2 separate regions of the Homo sapiens genome follow, and region 2 is linked to region 1. A link is an interaction called in ENCODE POLR2A ChIA-PET data of the cell type or tissue named here. Cell type or tissue: PC-3. All regions are shown on one strand. Links, peaks and the distances in the headings refer to the core of each region. The heading gives the core; the rest is flanking DNA. Region 1 overlaps FAM133B (family with sequence similarity 133 member B). Region 2 has its middle 23 kb from the start of GATAD1.

The links. ChIA-PET counts read pairs that join two places held together with the same protein. Peaks named below come from ENCODE experiments on the same cell type or tissue, not always from the same donor. Only the 100,000 strongest peaks of a DNase experiment are listed, where the experiment ranks them.
Region 2: POLR2A ChIA-PET joins it to region 1 with 8 read pairs; 2 of 35 experiments call an interaction of 5 or more read pairs at or near these places.

Annotation. Positions count from the first base shown.
Region 1 is chr7:92,565,533-92,568,451 of GRCh38, forward strand. It overlaps FAM133B (family with sequence similarity 133 member B), which reads right to left. Exons shown (of 11, transcript NM_152789.4): 10 at 482-529. Among named protein-coding and RNA genes, the nearest start is that of FAM133B, 23 kb to the right of the region's middle. In PC-3, for the core only: no CTCF peak of the experiment used is centred there; no DNase peak of the experiment used is centred there; H3K27ac peaks cover 1,499 bases.
Region 2 is chr7:92,423,207-92,426,125 of GRCh38, forward strand. It overlaps the pseudogene TMBIM7P. Among named protein-coding and RNA genes, the nearest start is that of GATAD1, 23 kb to the right of the region's middle. RefSeq lists an enhancer at 1-263 and a silencer at 1,521-1,640. In PC-3, for the core only: a CTCF peak has its summit at 1,572 (motif pointing right); a DNase peak (open chromatin) is centred at 1,535; H3K4me3 peaks cover 1,051 bases.

The sequences.
Region 1 (2,919 bases), core at 258-2,757:
AGCTCACTGCAAGCTCTGCCTCCCGGGTTCACGCCATTCTCCTGCCTCAGCCTCCCGAGTAGCTGGGACTATAGGTGCCCGCCACCATGCCCGGCTAATTTTTTGTATTTTTAGTAGAGACGGGGTTTCACCGTGTTAGCCAGGATGGTCTCGAGCTCCTGACCTCATGATCCACCTGCCTCAGCCTCTCAAAGTGCTGGGATTACAGGCGTGAGACACAGCGCCCAGCCCTGAGCTTATATTTCTAACAGTAAAATACTGAAATGGAAACAGGACATGCTTGCTACCAGGGTATTTTTTATTTTTCCTGAACCATTTTGACTTTCTCCTACCCATTAAGTGAAGCTGCTGAACACACCACACCTTTCCCAACAAATACTTATTTGGTCCCAGTAAATCCAATCAAGCTTTACCATGACTCATTTTATATTAAACCAAAACACCTATTCTATTGTCTGTAAAAACGTTAAGAGATACTTGCTGTTGCTTTTTCTCGTTCTTCACTGCTTTTCTTCTTTTTTGCTCGCACCTAGAAAGTTTAAATTTTTGTGGAGAACAGAAGACAAACATGTAATTTGTACTCAAGGCATTTTTCTTTCATTCTCTATCTTGCATCTTCAAAATTTAAATGTAAAAAACATTTTGACAATCACAGGACATTTAAAATAACTCCTGTTATATCTCAATGAGGTTTCAATAAAAAACATAAAGGAAGGACAATTAAGACGTAAAATCTCTAGACAGCTTCTCTTATATTCCCTTTCAGCACCTAAAAAAATGTGGTACAGTGGAAAAAAACATCAGCTTTAGGCCGAGTGTGGTTGCTCTTGCCTGTAATCTCAGCATTTTGGGAGGCCAAGGCAGGAGGCTTGCTTGAGCCCAGGAGTTCAAGGCCAGCCTGAGCAACATAGTGAGAGCTCCCCCATCTCTACCAAGAAAAAAAAAAAAGAAAAAGAAAAAATAGCTGGGCACAGTGGCATGTGCCTGTAGTCCCAGCTAACTGGAAGGTTGAGATGGGAGGATCACTTGAGCCCAGGAGGTTGAGGCTGCAGTGAGCCCTGTTTGCACCACTGCACTCCAGCCTGGGCGACAGACTGACACCTTGTCTCAAAACAGGCAAACAAAACATCAGCTCTGAAATGAGATAGATTCCAAGGTCTGAATCCTATCTTACTCTCAACATCTGTAAAATGTAGATAATATCCACCCTCAAGGGGAAGTGCCTAAAATACAGCAGGTATTTCTCTCACTCTATGGTGCTCAACAAATGGTAGCTCTATATTCAGTGTAGTTAGTATAAAGCCAATAGGTTAAAATTCTAAGTAAGAATTATCATCCCATTTATATTTTATTTCAATCTTTTTGAGTGTGGTACACTGGATTTAAATTAAACTGAGGCCGGGGGCAGCGGCTGGTGCCTGTGATCCCAGCGCTTTGATAGGCCAAGGTGGGAGAATTGCTTGAGGCCAGGAGTTCAAGACCAGCCTGGGTAACCTAGTTAAGACTTCACCTCTACAAAAAAATTTTTGTTAAAAATTAGTGGGGTGTGGTGGCATGTGACTGTAGTCCTAGCTACTTGGAAGGGTGAAGTGGAAAATCACTTGAGCCCAGGAGTTCCAGGCTGCAGTGATCTATGACTGCACCATTGCCCTCCAGCCTGGGCGATAGAGCAAGAACCTGCCTCTAAAAAAATAAGAATAAATAAGCTGAAAGTTGTCAAAGCTTTCATAAACTTTCGTATTACATGTTAAGTCCAAATGTGAGATATTTCATATTAAACTTGCTACCATGTAGCAGACAAACATAATACAACACTAATACATTACATACAAAACAATATTTATAAATTTGCCTAATGTTGAATTGCGTGGTTTTGCTGCTAAGTGACTACGACATTAAATACATGACAAATACATAAAAATGCAATTAACAATAAAAGGAAGCATGAGGACTAAAAAAAATATAACACATTAAGCACTAGAGATCACAAGCTCACAACAGAGATCACTAACTCACTAGCTCTCTTTACCGAGCACCTAGGAAACAATATTTTTATTGTTATTCTTGTTATTACAATGACTAAGGGTGACAGCAGATGTACTACATCTATATTTAGCCAGGCAGAGATGAGGGATGCTGTCACGCCATGTCCTGAACAGCCCTGTACATCCTCCACGACTTTTGAATAGCCTGCTAAACATTCATGTGATGAATCTGTTTACAATACAGAAACTAAAATTTTTTTTTTTTTGACAAAGTCTCGCTCTGTTGCCCAGGATGGAGTGCAGTGGTGTGATCTCGGCTCACTGCAGCCTCTGCCTTTCCGGTTCAAGCGATTCTCCTGCCTCAGCCTCCTGAGTAGCTGGGATTGCGGGTCTGTGCCACCATGTCTGGCTAATTTTTGTATTTTTAGTAGAGACAGGGTTTTGCCATGCTGGCCAGGCTGGTCTTTAACTCCCGACCTCAGGTGATCCATCTGCCTTGGCCTCCCAAAGTGCTGGGATACAGGCGTGAACCACCACACCTGGCCCAGAAACTAAATTTTAAAAAATAAAATTTTTTTATTTTTTTAAAGAGATAGGGTTTCGCTATGTTGCCCAAGCTGGTCGTAACTCCTGGTCTGAACTGATTCTCCTGCCATAGCCTCCCAAATTGCTGAGATTACAGGTGCCACAAGAGGCTGAGCCACTGCACCAAGCCTCTTGTGCAGGATTTTAAGATATACTGTAATGCCACTGTATGGTTTTTGAAGGGCGTATGTAATATACACCTGCTACAGCCTGCATTTTGTTTTTTCTTAAGATTCTATGTCTTCTGGTGTTACAGCATTGACTGATTGATTGAGATGGAGTTTCACTCTTGTTGCCCAGGCTGGAGTGTGATGGCACAATCTTGGCTCACTGCAACCTCCGCCTCCCG
Region 2 (2,919 bases), core at 135-2,634, 140 kb before region 1:
ATCCAGAGACTGGGCTGACCCACTGGTCCACGGGCAGAGCCAGGAAAGACTCCTCCAGTCTCCAGGGGTAAAAATGAAGGCCCATCCTAGTACGAGGCCTGCGAGAGAAGGCTTTGAACTCCCGCTGGCCAAGGATGGCCAGGAGCAGAGGCTGGGAAAGAAGTGGAGTCTCCAAAGTCCTGGGTTGCCCCTCTGGCATCTCCAAACCCAGTGGGTAATTGCCTGATTCTCTACTTTGTACAACTTAATTAAGTTGGCTTTCTCTATTTCCATTATAGGGAAAACAGTGTATCTAGTCTCCATACAAATGATATTTAATAATGTGCTTGCTTCCAGCCTTCCTCTCCAGATGACTTTCTTCCTCTTATACTGGATCGGTTGCTTCCTATTTCTCCAGCTCCAGCAGCACATGAAGGAGGTGTACATGTGTGTGGTGTGGATGGTGTATATGTGAGTTTGAGTGAGGTGTGTGTGGTGTGTGTGCCTGTGTGTCTGTGTAATATGTGTAAGTGTGTGAGTGTGCATGTGTATGTGGTGTATGTGGTATGAGTAGTGTGTGTAAATGTGTGGTGTGTGTATGACTGTGTGTGTATGTGCTATGAGTGGTGTGTGTAAATGTGTGGTGTGTGTGTGACTGTGTGTGTGTATGTGGCGTAAGGGGTGTGTGTGGTGCGAATGGCATGAGGGGGTGTGGAGTGTGTGTGACTGTGTGTTGTGTGTGTAAATGTGTGACTGTATGTGTAATTGGGAGCGACTGGGAGGAGACAGGGAGAGAGAAGAGGAAATGGTTTCAAGCTAGAAAATGGCTTTCGGTTTTTGAAAGAGTGGAAGAGAGAATAGGAAGAGGCCGTGGAAGTCACAACTGTCTGAAGACTTCAAGAGCTCAGAACATGGGCTCAAGAGGCCAAAATTCTATGGGACAAAAGCTGTTGTCAGTGAAATGTGTTTTCCTTTTTTCCCTCAACTCCTTTTCTGAAATGGGCTTTTTCCCATATATCTTTTAACCCTTGGGCATGAGGTTAAGTCTGGAAAACATAACTAATGCTTTGCCCCTGTATAATATCTCTTCTTTTAAGCCGTTACTTGCTTTGAGATAAACAGCAAAACCTCAGAGATGAGAGCTTCCTTGGAGACCAATAACTTTTATCTCTTGTAATAAACGTTAAGGCCATTTAAAATTTTTAAGTAAAAAACTCAAACATTTCTGGGAAACCAGCACGCCCTCCTGTCGCCCTTCCCCCACCGTCTCGGCTCCCAGATTCCCGCCTCTGTCTGGCTTCCAGCCCCGCCCCGTTCTGAGTGTGATCTGTGCTGTCAGTGCAGGAACTGGGACACCCCACTGCTGGCCCGGGCAGTGAACAGGGTACCCACACCAGCTAAGGAAGCCTCCTCCATGCTTTGGCAGGTGAGGCAATGTCCAAACGTGGACAGCAGGCAGCCCGTCTTCTCCAGCCTCAGGAGCTAGCTATTCCTCCCAGCATGTAAATCCCCAGGGTCGCTACACCGTACTGGTGCTGAGTCTCACCGACGGTCACGTGTTCTTGCTCACTTTGACCACCAGGGGGCGCAGAACCAAACCTAGGCTCCAGACGCGTGCATAGGACTTGATGCATTTTGTACACTAATCTAACCATTATCTTTATTTTCTAGCCCATTTTTCCTTTCATCAGATTTCTCCATTAATTGATCTTATCTTCGTATATTATGGATATTTTTATAAGCCACCTCAAGTCTTATTTGGAATCAGATGGGGAATAAATCAATTGGTAAATAAATCTTCCCGTGAAAGAATGATCAACACTGCTTGGGAAGAAATGCCAACCTTCCCCAAAAAAGAATCGTTTGCTGGCCGGGCGCGGTTGCTCACATCTGTAATCCCAGCACTTTGGGAGGCCGAGGCAGGCGGATCACCTGAGGTCAGGATTTCTTAGACCAGCCTGGCCAACATGGTGAAACCCCATCTCTACTAAAAATACAAAAATTAGCCGGGCGTGGTGGTATGCACCTATAATCCCAGGTACTCGGGAGGCTGAGGCAGGAGAATCGCTTGAACCTGGGAGGCGGAGGTTGCAGTGAGCCGAGATCGTGCCATTGCACTCCAGCCTGGGCGACAAGAGCGAGAGACTTCGTCTCCAAAAAAAAAAAGAAAGAATTGTTTGCTGACAATCTCCTGAATCATACTGAGACGGTTCTGGGTTTTCATAAGAGGACCCAAACACTCTCGGAGTTACTATCTGTGAGCTTCAGAGAGACCACACCTCCGGGAGGCAAGAGGTTTGGCTTGACCCGCCTGACTCCTGGAGGATGCCGGGTCCCTGGGGAGGAGCCCTGCGACCTTTGGGGAGCTAAGCCCTGAGTTGGAATGCAGGGAAACTGGTGGAAATTCGAGTTCTATTCAGGTTTAGAAAAATCTAGGAGCTTCAGGTACCTGCTGAGAGCTGGCACGATCCTGGGGTTTCTGTGGGCAGCACAGAAAGGAATTGGCTGCAAGAAAGGGAGCCACCCTGGGTTCTGTGGTCTAGGGTGGCACCAACGACAGAAAATGGGCAGATGTGGCGAAGCCTTGTGAGTGGAAGCCACCACAATGAGGCGCTGGGGAACCCGGAACGCGGGACCAGGAACCAAGCCGCAGTTAAATCAGGAGAGCCCTCTCAGCCCCTGACTCTGCGGTGCTGGGAAAGCCCTCATGAGCTGAGATGCATCTCAAGCTGTGGAAATGAGGGAGAACCTCGCTCAGAGATGGGTTCTGCTTCCAGTGGGACTTCAAGAAGAAATAAAATACATTTTACAAGAATAAAGAAATATAAACTTCTTGCACACGACTTTGTGAACTAGACGTGGAATCCACTCTCCATAACGAAATGTGTTTGCACCTGAGAGGGGTCCCAGCAACAGTCAGGTTAACTGTTCCTGAAGTGC